2 separate regions of the Homo sapiens genome follow, and region 1 is linked to region 2. A link is an interaction called in ENCODE POLR2A ChIA-PET data of the cell type or tissue named here. Cell type or tissue: A673. All regions are shown on one strand.

Evidence for each region. ChIA-PET counts read pairs that join two places held together with the same protein. Peaks named below come from ENCODE experiments on the same cell type or tissue, not always from the same donor. Only the 100,000 strongest peaks of a DNase experiment are listed, where the experiment ranks them.
Region 1: POLR2A ChIA-PET joins it to region 2 with 10 read pairs; 2 of 35 experiments call an interaction of 5 or more read pairs at or near these places.

Annotation. Positions count from the first base shown.
Region 1 is chr6:27,100,015-27,108,014 of GRCh38, forward strand. No RefSeq gene overlaps it. Among named protein-coding and RNA genes, the nearest start is that of TRS-GCT1-1, 6.7 kb to the left of the region's middle. In A673, no CTCF peak of the experiment used is centred here; no DNase peak of the experiment used is centred here.
Region 2 is chr6:28,486,489-28,494,488 of GRCh38, forward strand. TRT-CGT1-1 (tRNA-Thr (anticodon CGT) 1-1) reads right to left here and starts at 2,578; the gene lies at 2,505-2,578. It overlaps LOC124901294 (a long non-coding RNA gene), which reads right to left and starts at 3,002. Exons shown (of 2, transcript XR_007059537.1): 1 at 2,876-3,002. It overlaps LOC124901295 (a long non-coding RNA gene), which reads left to right and starts at 3,242. Exons shown (of 2, transcript XR_007059538.1): 1 at 3,242-3,465; 2 at 3,884-4,499. In A673, no CTCF peak of the experiment used is centred here; DNase peaks (open chromatin) are centred at 2,583, 3,043 and 3,553; H3K4me3 peaks cover 2,203 bases; H3K27ac peaks cover 1,262 bases.

The DNA.
Region 1 (8,000 bases), 1.4 Mb before region 2:
AGAAAAATTTTAAATACATCGAAATTTATATTAGTTATAAAATATCCATGTATCTATCTCAGAACTTCCATTTTATCCATTTTTGAAAATTCCTATTCTACAAAATAGCACTTTTTTAATTTTTAAACTTTTTTGTGAAAATTATCACCCATGCAGAAAAGTACACAAAATATATATGCAAACTTAACTTTATGTACAGAAAAGTATATAAAATATACATGCCAACTTAAGTAATTACAAAGCAAGCACCTGCAGAATTGTGACAAAGGCCAAGAAGTAGAACATGGCAAGCATCTAATAAGGGAACCCTCTCAGTCACTGTCTCCTCTCTTCCCCAAATGTATTTATTATATATAAATATAATATATTTATAATAATTATATAATATATTATATTATATATCATATATGATATATCATATATTATATTATATATAATACATCATATATTATTATATATAATACATCATATATTATTATATATATCATATATTATATATAATATATCATATATTATATTATATATAATATATCATATATTATATTATATATAATATATCATATATTATATTATATATAATATATCATATATTATATTATATATAATATATCATATATTATATTATATATAATATATCATATATTATATTATATATAATATATTATATGGATTATATTATAAATATATTATATGATATATAATAATATATCATCTATTATATAATAATAATGTATCTATTATATAATAATAATGTATCATCTATTATATGATATATAAATATAATGTATATAAAATATAAATAAAATATAATATATATAAAATATATATGATATATTATATATAAATATATGATATATTATATTATAAATATGATATATGATATTATATTATATACTATATATGATATATGATATTATATTATATACTATATATGATATATTATACATAAATATATGATATATAATATATGATATATTTATACGGTATAGTATATATCATATATACTATATATATGATATACTATATATAGTATATATCATATTATATACATACTATATATGATATATACTATATATCGTATATATACTATTATATATTATATATCATATCATATATGATATATAATATATGATGTATTATAAATCATATATCATATATCATACATTGTATATCATCCATTAAATGTGATATATATAACCAACCTGACTTTTATTACTTCCTTGCATTTTTAAGAATTATTTTATCACCAATTATTTTATTCCTAAACACCATTGTTTACCTATGTCTGAACGTTATATAAATAGAATCACATCTCTAGTATTTTTTTCTATGTTTTTCCTTAATAATATTCTATAAATTTCATTCTTGTTTTTGTAGATAGTTCATCCCTTTCTGTTTTTATATAGTATGTCATAACATAAACATACTGTAACATATTTATCCTTTGAATGCATTTTCCATTGCTGTGTAAAAAATTACCCTGAAATGTAGTTGCTTAAAACATTTGTTGGCGGTTGGGCGTGGTGGCTCACGATTGTAATACCAGCACTTTGGGAGGCCAAGGCAGGCGGATCACAAGGTTAAGAGATCGAGACCATCCTGGCCAACGTGGTGAAACCCCGTGTCTACCAAAAATACAAAAATTAGCTGGGTGTGATGACGCGCTCCTGTAGTCCCAGCTACTTGGGAGGCTGAGGAAGGAGAATCGCTTGAACCCGGGAGGTGGAGGTTGCAGTGAGCCGAGGTCGCACCACTGCACTCCAGCCTGATGACAGAGCATGACTCTGTCTCAAAAAAAAAGAAAAAAGAAAGAAAAAAAAATTGGCTTCTAATTTCTGTGGGTGAGGATTCTGGGAGTGGCTTAGCTGGGTTCTCTGGCTCAGGGTCGCTCACAAAGCTACAATCAAGGTGGCAGCAGGAGCTTCAGTCATCTCGAGGCTAGACTGGTGAAAGACTGGCTTTCATGATCACTGACATGGTTGTTAACAGCATGTTAGAGTGAGGATGTAAGTACTCACCAACTATTGTCTGGAGGCCACTCTCAGTTCCTTGCCATTTGAAGTCTCCACAGCACTGCTCACAACATAGCAACTTGTTTCATCAGAGCAAGCAATTCAGAAGAGCCAGAGTGAGTACGAGCAAGAGAAAAGTCAGAATCTTTTATAACCTAATTTTGGAAGTGACATCCTATCACTTTTGCTTATGCTGTTCATTGAAAATGTTTCAGTAGGCCTAGCCCACCATTCAAGGGGATGGAATTACACAAGAGCATGATTAACAGGAGCTGGGTATCGTGGGGGGCTCTCTTAGAAGCTGCCTACCACACATTTTAGGTTAATGAAGATTTGTGTTTTTGTTTACTTCTAGGGCGCTTCTTGTACATTTCTTCTGATGCATATGTGCTTACATTGCTGAGTCATAAATTATGGATATGTCATGGGTCTGGCTTTGTTCAATATGATGTTGGTGAGATAGATCCATGTACTCATAGCTCATTTTCACTGTGCTGTACTGTTCCATGGTTTGGACCCCTACAATTTATTTATCCGTCCTACTGTCAATTGACCTTTTTTTCAAGTTTTGCCTATTATAAACTACATTTTTGGAGATTTTTCCACATATCTCAGTGCACATTTGCACTGGATATACATACAGAAATGAAATGTTGAGTCCTATGATATGCATAATTTATTAGATAATTTTATTAGATACCCCCCAAATTTTCAGATAGTATCGTGCACCTGCAGCACACATTAAGTTCCTGTTGCTTCAACTTCTTTCCAAAATTTAATATGGTCAGGCTTTTAAATTTCACTATTTTCCTGGGTGTTAATGGGTCAAAATTGCTTATTTATTCTGTAAATACCTGATTAGTAATGCTGTTAAGTCCTTTTTATATTATTATTACTATTCAATATTTCATTTTGTGAAATGCCTCTTCAAATCACTTGATTTTTGTTTTTCTGTTCCTTTCTTACTGCTGTGTAGTAGTTCTTTCTATATTTTGACAAGCTCTTTGTTGATTCCATGTGTTATAAACACAATTCCCCTACACTGTAACTTGCCATTTGAACCTCTGAATCTCTTAATAACTTGAGGAACAAAAGATTTTTGTTTTAATGAATCCAAATTTATTTATATGTGTGTATCTGTGTCATATATTATATATGTACATATGTGTTAGTGTTTTGTGGGTTTTTTACAAATCTTCTGCTCCCTAGAAGTCATAAAGATATCTCCCTTTATTAACATTTAGAAGCTATCTTGTTCTACCTTTTACATTTAGATCTAAAATGCACCTAGAACTGATATTTATGTATAGTGGGAGGGAAAATCCCCTGGAATATCTATCTATCTATCTTTCTCTCTCTCTTTCTCTCAATTCATTTATCTAGAGATAAGTATATTCATTTTGGTATTAAAATGACCAAGCACTTGGTGGGGCGCAGTGGCTCATGCCTGTAATCCCAGCACTTTGGGAGGATGAGGCAAGTGGATCACTTGAGGTCAGGAGTTCGAGACCAGCCTGCCTAACATGGTGAAAGCCTATCTCTACTAAAAATACAAAAAATTAGCTGGGCGTGGTGGCACACACCTGTAGTCCCAGCTACTCAGGAGGCTGAGGCTCGAGAACTGCTTGAACCCCAGGGGGCAGAGGTTGCAGTGAGCTGAGGTTGTGCCACTCTGCTCCAGCCTGGGCGACAGAGCGAAACTCTGTCTCAAAAAAAAAGAAAAAGAAAAAGGCCAATCACCACTTGTTGAAAAAAACCATCTTTTCCCTCTTTGCTCTGCACTTACTTTTTCTATCACCAGATGCCCATATATGTGGTCCTTTTCATTTCTCCACTCTCTTCCTCCTGTCTATTTATCTAACTTTATAATCTCCCACACTCTTATTTACTATAGCTTTATAAGTCTTGAAATGTGGTAACAGAAAACTTGACCTATTCTTCCCCTTCAAGATTTGCTTGTTCTGTATTGCCTCTCTGTACTTACATATACATTTTGGAATTATTTTGTAAATTTCTGCCAAAAAAAAGTAAGCTGCTGTGATTTTGGATAATATTTCCTGGATCTGTAGATCAGTTTGATTATAATAGGTATCTTTAAAATTATGAGATCTGGCCACACACGGTGGCTCACATCTGTAATCTCAGCACTTTGGGAGGAAGAGGTGGACGGATCACTTGAGGTCAGGAGTTCGAGACCAGCCTGGCCAACATGGTGAAACTCCATCTCTAATAAAAATATGAAAATCAGCTGGGCATGGTGGCACATGCCTATAATCCCAGCTACTTGGGAGGCTGAGGCACGAGAATCACTTGAATTTGGGAGGCGGAGTTTGCAGTGAGCTGAGACCGCACCACTGCACTCCAGCCTGGGTGACAGAGTGAGATTCTAGCTCAAAAATAGTAATAATATCAAAATAATAAAATAATGAAATCTTACAATGTATATATTACCTTTCAATTATTTAGATTTTCTCTAGTTTATCTCAATAGCATCATACTATTTTTCTACATAGAAATATGGCCAACATTTCACTAGGTATATTTCAGATATCTTTTGGTTTTTGCGCTACTACGTGTGATATTATTTTTTAATTTTTATTTTATTAATACATTACAATTCAACTCATTTCTTATATCTGTTATAGAAAGCCTGATATTGGTCCATTGTGTGGATGCTGATATAAGGAGAAGCAGGCCTGCAGTTAGAAACATCGTATTAGGAAGAGTTAGCCTCACATCAGGTGATGCAGGATACACATATGTGTACAAGACCATAGACCACTAGGAAAACTCAGTCTAAGTTATGACTGAGGCTTCCCTGCTCAACCAGCATGCCTCTTTCATGAAGGATCTAAGCAGTGGTCCTCAACCCACGGTGATTTTGCCCCATTAGGAGACATTTGACAATGTGTAGAGACATTCTTGTTGTCACAACTGGAGAGGAGATGCTACTGGTATCCAGTGGATAAAGGCCAGGGATGCTTCCAAACATCCTCCAATGCAAAGGACAGCTCCCCACAACAAATAATTTTCCAGCCCAAAATGCCAATAGCTTCAAATTTGAGAAACTCTGATACACTACGATATATATTAATATATAAACATATATAGAGAGAAAATATATCAAATGACAATTTTACTCTCTTTTGGATCAATACCCAACTCCTTTGCTGACATTCAAGACCCTCCATGCCCTCTACTTACCTTACTGCTCCTTAGAGTGAAGTTACAGTCTTGCTCACCCATGTCATATGAATTTCTATCTCCAATACATTTCTTAGGATCTTTATGTAACCTACCATGCACCTTTAGCTTTGACTAATGTATACTTCTTCAAAGACTATTTCCAGGTCTACCCTTCTACATAGACTATAGAGAAAAGTGATTATTTGCTTCTCTCAACTCTGATATGTGATGCTTCCTCATATACCCAGCTAATAGGACATTTGCCCAGGTTTACCTTCTTTTGGATGATAGTTCTCAAACTACCCCACTCAGTTGGATAGAGTTGATCTGCTTCTGTCAAATATATACAGAAATATGTAGATCTCTTTTTCTAGCACATGATATCACTGAATAATAATTTGTTCCCAATGTGGTATCTTCTGATAAAATGAGAACTCTAGAAGTTTTTCTTCAAACAGAAAATATGCTGTATGGATTGCATGTTTGTGTCCCCCCCTAAATTCGCACATTGAAATCCTAACCTCCAATATCATGGTATTAGGAGGTGGGGCCTTTGGGAGGTAATTAGACCATGAGGGTGGAGTCCTCTTGAATGGGATTAGCACCTTTGTAAAAGAGACTCCACAGGGCTCTCTAGCCTTCTTTCTGCCAGGTGAGAATACAATGAGAAGCCTGCAACCTGGAAGAGGGCCCTCACCAGAACCTGACCACACTGGCACCCTGATCTCAAACTTTGGCCTCCAGAACAGAGATAAATAAATTCCTATGGTTTATAAACCACGCAGTCTATGGCTCTTGGTTATAGCAGCCTACACTGACTATAACATATACCAATCAAAACTAATTGTAGGCTGGGTGTGGTGGCTCATGTCTGTAATCCCAGCACTTTGGGAGGCCAAGGCAGGTGGATCACTCGAGATCACAAGCTGGAGTTTGAGACTAGCCTGGCCAACATGGTGAAACTGCGTCTCGACTAAAAATACAAAAATTAGCCAGGCATGGTAGCAGGTGCCTGTAATCCCAGCTACTCAGGAGGCTGAGGCAGGAGAATTGCTTGAACCTGGGAGGTGGAGGTTGCAGTGAGCCAAGATGGCTCCACTTAATTGTATACTTATACACTGTGGTGTTCTCTTCCTCTTCTACACATTCTCCACTAAACAGCTTTAATGCAACCCATCCTGGGGCCATAGGAACAAACTCATGCTATTAGACACAACTTGAATCACGTATAATAATACTAACAGAATATTTAAAAACACTAACAGAGACCTAGAGTGACACAGAGACAGATTAGCACCTAGAGACACACCATCTGAGAAACAGACATGCCATAAAAGACACAATCACACCCCCACACATTACGAGGGCCAACATGTACCAGACACTGTGCTAAGCCCTTCCTAGTCAAATTTACATAACATTCCCATAAAAAATTATGAGACAGGTACAAATAATTTCCACTTAAAAGTGAATAAATCCAAGGCACAAAAACATAATTTTCCCAAGGTCATCAGATGATAAATTGGGGTCGGGGTAGGAATTTTACCTGTCTGGTCTTTGACCTTAATTACTACTCTGAAGTGTCCCCTTCCCCAAGTTATAATGAGGCTGGTTTCTTCTCTTTCTTCAGATCTCAGGTCTAAGAGGCCTTTCAAGATTCCACATTTAAAGAGCCAACATTGCCTTGCTTCATTGTTGTTAAGAACTCACGACTATTTGAAAGTATTTATTATCCTCTACTTTTGTATAGCTGGTTGCCCTTCCAAGAGTTAGGCAAGAGAGACTTCCTTCATCTAGGATTGCCAGATATAGCATATAAAAATATAAAATGCCCACTTAAATTTGAACTTCAGATTTTTAACATATCTCATGCATTATTTGAAAGTTACTTATATTAAATGCTTATATTTATTATTTATTTGAAATTCAAATTTAACGGGGCATCCTATATTTTATGTGGCAACCCTCTCCATCACAGTCAACTCATCTATGGAGTCTTTCATATAGTTGTTTTTTTTGTTTGGTTGGTTGGGTTTTTCTTTTTCTTTTTTTTTTTTTTGAGATGGAGTCTTGCCCTGTCTCCCAGGCTGGAGTGCAATGGCGCAATCTCGGCTCACTGCAACCTCCACCTCCCAGGTTCAAGCGATTCTCCTGCCTCAGCCTCCCCAGTAGCTGGGATTACAGGCGTGTGCCACCAGGCATGCTAATTTTTTTTTTTTTTTTTGTATCTTTAGTAGAGACGGGGTTTCACCATGTCGGCCAGGCTGGTCTCAAACTCCTGACCTCGTGATCCACCCACCTTGGCCTCCCAAAGTGCTGAGATTACAGGCATGAGCCACTGCACCCAGCCTCATATAGTTCTTTTTAAATGTATACCTTCAGTGTAGAAATACAATAAGTATTTCTATGGCTATGGTTCAGGAAATCCATGTAACTGCTTGAATTGGGTGCAGGAACTGGCATTTTTACAGATTTGCAGGGAGAATGTTCATAGATATTTCTAGATAAACAAATGGATCAATGTTTTTTACCTTTGCTCTCTCACCAAGTGAGCACTAGCTCCTTTTTATGTAGGATTTTTCCTTAGAACTTTCTCAGACTTGGTGATTCCCCAGCTCTTCTTACATAAACCTCCTCCTTAACTCCCTTTGCCTTATAGAAAGACATAGAGAGACAATGTGTTTGTGAAAGCAGTCTGAAGATGTGGATCCTCATGGTGGACTCACCGCCCACTGTGTCTTGTTTCTCCTTTCATTCCAGGCTTCTAGTTCCTAATTTTTCTCATAAGCAAAATATTATAAA
Region 2 (8,000 bases):
GGTTCCCCTTGCCTGCTGCCTAGACACAACCAACTTATCAAGACAGGGGAACTGCAATAGAGAAAGAGTTTAATTCATGCAGAGGAGTACAGGAGACTGGAGTTTTATTATTCCTTAAATCAGTCTCCCCCAAAACATGGGGATTGGGGTTTTTAAGGATAATTTGGTGGGTAGGGTTTAGTGAGTTGGGAGTGCTGATTGGTTGGGTCAGAGATGAAAGCATAGTGAGTTGAAGCTGTCTTCTTGTGCTGAGTCAGTTCCTAGGTGGGGCCACAAGATCAGATGAGCCAGTTTACTGACCTGGGTGGTACAGCTGATCCATTGAGTGTAGGGTTTACAATAGAATAGTGATGTTATCCCCAGTAGCAATTTGGGGAGTGTCAGAATCTTGTAGCCTCCAGCCGCATGACTCCTAAACCATAATTTCTAATCTTGTGGCTAATTTGTTAGTCCTACAAAAGCAGTCTAGTCCCTAGGCAGGAAGGGGGTTTGCTTTGGGAAAGGGCTGTTATCATCCTGTTTCAAAGTTAAACTATAAACTAAGTTCCTCCCAAAGTTACTGCAGCTTACACCCAGGAATGAACAAGGACAGCTTGGAGGTTAGAAGCAAGATGGAGTCAGTTAGGTCAGATCTCTTTTACTGTAATAATTTTCTCAGTTATAATTTTGCAATGGCAGTCTCACTCCTTGGCTTGTGGCCAGTAACTGCAATCTCTGCCTCCATCTTCACAGGGCCGTCTTCCCACTATGTCTGTGTCTCTGTGTCCAAACCTCCCTCTCTTCGAGTAAAGATCCCAGTCACTGGATTATGCCCCACCCTAATCCAGAATGACCTCATCATAACTTGATTACTTCTGCAAAGACCCTAGAAAGGCAGATTTATTAGAGAAAGTATGAAAATAGGTTGCAAGAAAGCAATGGCTAAATCAGCATGAGAGAAGCTGACTGCAAAGAAACAAAGGCTTGCTGGAGACTTTACAGAATAGGGTTTATGCTGTAAACTGAAGAGGGCTTTGTGCAGTACTGATAATGCCAAAGTTGAAATGAACTGCCTTGCAGGTGTGTGGTGATAGTTGAGCACAGGAAGATTGTGAGTTGTTTGTACAAGAGGGCTATGTGTCCTGGACCATGAAGAAAGGCAGACTTATAGCTTATCTGCTTTCTGTTCTTGCTTTCCCTTGGTCCCGCCAGTCTGACTCCTTTTCCCAATTAGGACTCCACAGTTAACTTGGTCCATGCCCAGAAATGAGAGAAGACAGCCAGCCCATGAGGCTAGAAGCAAGATGGAGTCAGCCACAGCCATGTCAGATTTATGCTACTGTCATAGGTTTGCAAAGGCAGTTTCAGAGTAAAAGGATTAAACACTTGTCCCTAATTGTTCAATAAATAAGAAAAATTATAAAAAGCAACAATATAGTGAACTTTATTGCTTGTTTAGGTGCCAAATATCCTTCTAAAATATTTTGTATACTTACTCAACAAGCTCTCCCATCAACTATATTAGGTAGGCTTATTACTATTTCCATTCCACATGTGAAGAAAGTGATGCCCATGGAGCTAGAGCAATTTGCTAAAGGTCCCTTAGCCATCAAATGTAGCAGCTGAGGTTTGAATACAGCCGATGTGACCTAGTTCAACAAGGTCCCAATCAAAATGAACAGCAGTGAGGTCCAAACATAGGGACAATTTTCCAATGTTTTACGTTGCTACTTATGATACTTAGAGTAACATAGTAGCCACATTGTGAATATTTCTCATTAAAAAGTAAAAAAACAGGCCAAGCGCGGTGGCTCACACCTGTAATCCCAGCACTTTGGGAGGCTGAGGCAGGCGGATCACTTGAGGCAGGAATTGGAGACCAGCCGGGCCAACATGGTGAAACCCTGTCTCTAATGAAAATACAAAAATTAGCTGGGCGTGGTGGTGCACACCTGTAATCCCAGCAATTCTGGAGGCTGAGGCATGAGAATCGCTACTGCACTGGAGCCTGGGTGACAGAGCGAGATTCCATCTCAAAAAAAAAAAAAAAAAAGGCAAGCATGCCCCTGCAAATGTCCTAATTTTTGTTTGTAGCTACTAATGGGTTTGTTGTTCATTAATTTCTTATCTTATGAATTCAATTATAGAGCTGGAGATTTTTAGAATCTAGAGAGATTTTATTTATCTGCATGCCTACAACAGTTATCTACATGCTTTAAACTGTAACACATTGTAAGTGCTCAAAAACATTTTACCACAGTTTAAAGCAAGACATACGAAATTGATTGAGGTGGGTCACATGCATTATTCTTTCGCACTTTTTGCATTTGCATTGTCTTCCTCCTAAAAATTTACTTTTTAAAAGTAAGGAATCTGAGCAGGATGCAGTTAAACAACTTGGGATTTATCCAGTTGTGTTCTACTGCTGTTAAGTTTGGTGAGAATGTTTGGCAATTAGTGGGAGGACGCAGTTCTTCGTCAAGAAAACAATTTTCAGAAACAGCTGATTTTCTCTGGAAAACATCAGGCCCCACTGGGAGTCGAACCCAGGATCTCCTGTTTACGAGACAGGCGCTTTAACCAACTAAGCCATAGAGCCACGCGGAAGCACTCTTTAGAGGTGAATCTATCTCATTTTACTTTGACAAAATGAGTTTAGTTAGTTATCTGCTGTCTTCAAAAAATATGTCAACTCGAGAAACACTTCATTTCCTCAGTATCTTTTGAAGACATACGAATACACGGGGAAACGTATTCGGCAGTCTACAGTGTCAAAGGATTTTTCTATTAATCCAAGAAAGAGCATTACAGAAAGCTATACAATACGTGAAGACGATTAAAAGGAATATATCTATACATAATTTTAAAAAACCTTTGAATCTTGAAAGTCACTCACTTAGGGTACGTGAAGCTGCCAAATTTATCAGAGAAGGAACAGGCATCTCTCGCATGGAGCCGTGGGCCTCGGCGTTAAGGCACTCTTCAGCTACAGGTGGCAGCCCGTTTAGCTCTTCTTAAGGTCTTGTGATGTCATTTTCAAGAGGCCAGTAAAGTTCTGTGTCACGTGGGGCCTCTCAGGAGGGGTGCGGAGGTGGGGGAGGGGCGGGGAGCAGGACTCCACTGCTTTGGCCTCAAGGAGTTTGGTCGACACTTGAAGACTGACCAAGAAAAAGTAATTTGTCCCAGTTTTCTCCCACCCTTTGTTTTCTTCTGCTCCTCTTGGGCTTGTTTTTTTTTTGGGGGGGGGGGTTCTTTCTTTTTTCTTTTCTTTTTTTTTTTTTTTTCCCGCAGTAAGTTCTGAAAATCGCCTCCCAGAGGAGATAACGCGTTCTCCTCTGTAACCCGTCCTTCCACGTCCCGGTGGTGGGGGGGGGGGTCCCGGTTCTCATTCTTTCGGGGACCTGCAAGGAGCCCCGCCCGCAGGCTTTGAACCGATTTCGGCTCCGCGTCCAGGAGCAGGCCCTACGTAGGGCCGGGGGAATTCAGGTGCGTCTGCGGGGCCCAGGGCACCCAGGGCAGGCGGGGACTGAGACGACTGAGGGTTGAGGGACAAGGAGGTTGGGACTGGGGAGGGGAGACCCGGGACCCGCCCAGAACGCTTTCGTGGGGTTGGAGAGGGCAGGACACAGCCTCTCTGGGCCCGGTAGTATGCGAAGACACGCATAACGCAAAAGGATTCCCGTCCTGGACTTTGGGAATTAAGGCCCTGAACACATTGAGCAAAAAGTAGATCTGTCTGTACAGACGTTTCTTTCCACGTCTTTCATAGTAAGGACTTTATTAAAAAGCAGGCACTCGAATCCTAGGTGGGTAGATGGGAGGCTGGGGCTGGGGATGGGGACGTCCTCTGTTTTCTGGTTGTGCACATTAAAAATAACTCTCTGCTGCCTACTCCTAAACGCAGCCGGCAAAAATGAGACGTCAACTAAGCGCCGTTTCAGTCCCAGAGCCAGGTCGTCCATGGGGGTTTTCAAGCGTTTTCTCGATGACTGATTTTTCTAGAAGCGAATGGATTTTATTCTCCCAGGTGTAAAGGCTACCTCCTGCTTCACACCCGGGTAACATAAAAGACAGCGCTGGGACCGAAACTCGGGTCTCCTGGGTCCTGGTTGGCTGGAGAGAGGGGCAATGAACGTCCCGAAAAGAATTCTGTCTTTTCTCAATATCTGGGAGGACTCATAACAGGGTAGATAATCAGGATGGATGTTTGGCAGGTGGGAATCTTTGAGACGGTCTGTGCACACAATTTTAACTCTACTTTTGCCAGTTTGGAGGACATGAAATTCCTGATGAGTGTATGTTAAAAGGGAATAGAGAAGGTAATATACACAACGTTCTAAAATAATTGCTTTTCGTGGAGGCAAAGTGGCTAAGCAGTCCAAAGCGCTGGATGAAGGCTCTAATCTCTTGGGGTGTGGAGGTTCTAGCCTGTTTAGCCACAGAAGTCATGAAACCACTATGTGGTATTTGTTAAATAATGAGTTTTGATACTTAAAATAAAATGGAATTATTGGAGTGAATTTTGTTTGGTTCTGTTGAATTTGTTATTCTTACACACACTAGCCAGATTCTACTTATTTGTGGGCGGCAAGCCACCCAGGCACCGAGGCAAGAGACAGAGGACACGAGCTGTTCCAGTATAATAAAATATAAAACAAGAATAGTTATACCAAATATAGATCTTAGATATGATTATATATGAAAATCATTAATCATTAGTTTGTAGCAATTACTTTTTATTCCAATATTATAATAATCCTCGCTCTATAATCATAGCCTAGGAAAAACCAGGCCTTACAGAGATAGGAGTTGAGGGAACATAGTGAGGTGTGACCAGAAGACAAGAGTGCGAGCCTTCTGTTATGCCCGGACAGGGCCAGCAGAAGGGCTCCTTGGTCTAGCGGTAACGCCAGCGTCTGGGAAGACGCCCGTTGCCGAGCGGACGGTGGTCTAGCAGAAGCCTCAGTGTCAAGAAAAAACACCGGCTGCTTAGCAGACCGGAAAAGGGAGTCTCCCTCTCCCCGGGGGAGTTTAGAGAAGACTCTGCTCTTCCACTTCTTGTGGAGGGCCTGACATTAGTCAGGCTCGCCCGCAGTTATCCGGAGGCCTAACCGTCTCCCTGTGATGCTGTGCTTCAGTGGTCACACTCCTAGTCCGCCTTCATGTTCCATCCTGTACACCTGGCTCTGCCTTCTAGATAGCAGAAGTAAATTAGTGAAAGTACTAATAGTCCCTGATATGCAGAAATAATGGCGTAAGCTGTCTTTCTCTCTGTCTCCTCTCCCTCTTTGCCTCAGCTGCCAGGCAGGGAAGGGCCCCCTGTCCAGTGGACACGTGACCCACGTGACCTTACCTATCATTGGAGATGACTCACATTCTTTACCCTGCCCCTTCTGCCTTGTATCCAATAAGTAACAGCGCAGCCAGACATTCGGGGCCACTACCGGTCTCCGCGCATTGGTGGTAGTGGTCCTCCGGGCCCAGCTGTCTTTTCTTTTATCTGTCTTGCGTCTTTATTTCTACACTTTCTCGTCGCTGCACACAGGGAGAGACCCACTGACCCTGTGGGGCTGGTCCGTACACTTATTAACATTTTATTTGATATGTTGATCTTTGGATGTATGAATTTGATTGTTCTCATTTGATTTGTTTTGTTTTTACTTTGGGTTCTATTTATGTCAGGTTTTGGTAACCTTAATGAATGGATTAGGCAGTTTTCCACTTCTTATGCCCTGAAACTTTTCAACCCAGAAGAGTTACCTGATCCTTGACAATTTGACAGCACTTGGCCTAAGAGAATGGGGCCTTTTCATGGGGCTTAGAAATGGAAAGAGACTTTTGACAGCCTCTTCATCTATTACCGTGGTTATTATTCTGTGAGGATGTGTCATTTGAGTGTGTCATATAGTGCCTCTGATTCTCAGTTGCTTATTTGTTGAGAGATAATGATACTGAATATTAAATGACTTACTGCTTTTAAAATTCTAGTATGATGCCTGGGCCATGCAAGCCTTCAATCAATGTTATTTATTATTATCACATCAATATTGGTAATTTATATTGTCCTAAATCCTATCTCATTCACTATGCTTAGATTATCAGGGATTATCAGATACAGAGGTAGAAAGTTGTAAAAAAATGCTTTTTATTTGAGATACACATCTCATCTCTATTTGTAAATGTGTCTTCTTCACTAATTTTGAATTCTAAGTTTATATTTTCCCTTAGACATTCCACAGATTTGTATTTCAGTTTTATTTACAAAAAAAACTTTCTTAGCTCTCCTAGCATGTAAACAGATTTTCTCTGTTGATTCCTTTCTTCTGCTTTCATTTGGTATGTTTTGTTGGTCTTTTACTTGCTTCTGAAGAGAAATACTCACCAGCATTTCAGTCATTTAAAGTCTTTCTCATTTACTTAAAAAATGCACTTAAGTTACAAATGTTCCCCTCTGACCTGCTTTTGTAGCATTCCACAGTAATGATATATGTTGTCTTATTGACATTCTATTATACCTGGCCTGTAATTTTAGTTTTGATTTTCTCTTTGAGCAAAGATATTTTTAGAAGCATTTGACATTAAGTATAACATTTTATACTTTTCTGATTATATTTTGATGCTGATTTCTATCTCTATTTTCTAGCACAGTATTAATTTTCTAAATTAAAAAGTATTTTGATATTTTCTTATTAGATCATTGTATAGTCAATTCTTTAATTTCTTTGGGCAATTTAAAAATTGTGTTTTCTCTATAAAGAATTTTATGATATCTATCAGGTCAATGTTTTATTCTTATTTGTCTTTTATAATATTACTTATTTCTTTGTCCACTGATATTTCTTGAACTTAGAGCAATAAATTGAAGTCAATTACTAAATTGTCTCTGCCTTTCTACTTGTGTCTCCACTGAATTTCTGCTGAATGAAAGTTGCTGCTTTATTTTGAGCATGAATATCAAAAAAACCAAAAATCTTTACCTCCACTTAAACTGTAATTTTTAGCATTTTGCAGTACCCTTCTTTGTTTTATTTAATGAGTGTTGTCCAAAATCCCACCTCACATGATTTTAAATCCTTGAGTCCTTTCTTTTTGTGAGTTTGCCTGATATTTTTGTCTGTTCTTTATTTTCAAACTTCCTGATTGTTTCCAAGCCTGTGGGTAAGTAGCAAGCTGTGGGGAGGCAGTGTGACAAGGTATATGCAGGAAACAAAGAGCTCAGAGAGACTAGTTTTTTTATTTTCACAGCATTTTAAAAGCCAATGACCCTAATTAAGAGATACTTAATCTTCCACTGGTTTATGTGGTCATAGTGAAAATTACAGTTGAGATATTGAATATAGCAAATGTGTAGCTCTGTGGAGAAATTGTGGCACTGGAATCTCTGATTCTAGCCAAGAACTTCCCAGAGGCATGAGTAAAATGTTCCCAACTTGAAAATCTAGTGCAAGTAGAAGATTCAATCTTTTAATGTTGATGTTTTCTAGGTTCCATATTTGGTTGCCCTTTTTTCTGAGATGGTATTCAAAGGAATATTCCACACACTCATATCTTTGAACCTTTCAAAATACTTCCAAATATCTTGCATATTTGGAATACTGATAACTTCCAAATATCTTGCATAAAACTTTTTAGAATGCCATATGATTATAGCCAACTGCCTACAAGACATTTCCACCTTAGTATCTCATAGACACCGTGGACTCATCAAGTTCCTCCTATTATTGCTTTTCTTTTTGAGTAGCACCACAACCTAGTCTGTTAAAGTGAAAACTGTGTGATTACTGTAGATGACTCTCTTTGTCCCCTCATGCATTTTTTTCATCAGGTGAATATGATGTAACTGCTGTTTAGATTCAAATAGTGATCCTTCCCTAACTAGCCATGGCAATTAGTATGATATTCTAAGCAGAACCTGCTGTTGTGAAAACATAATTTGATGGAATTGAGAGTTTTTGCTATTCAGTTAAACTCTTAGTGAGTCAAATATGCCAAATGTAAAGTTCTATTTTTAATTTAATATT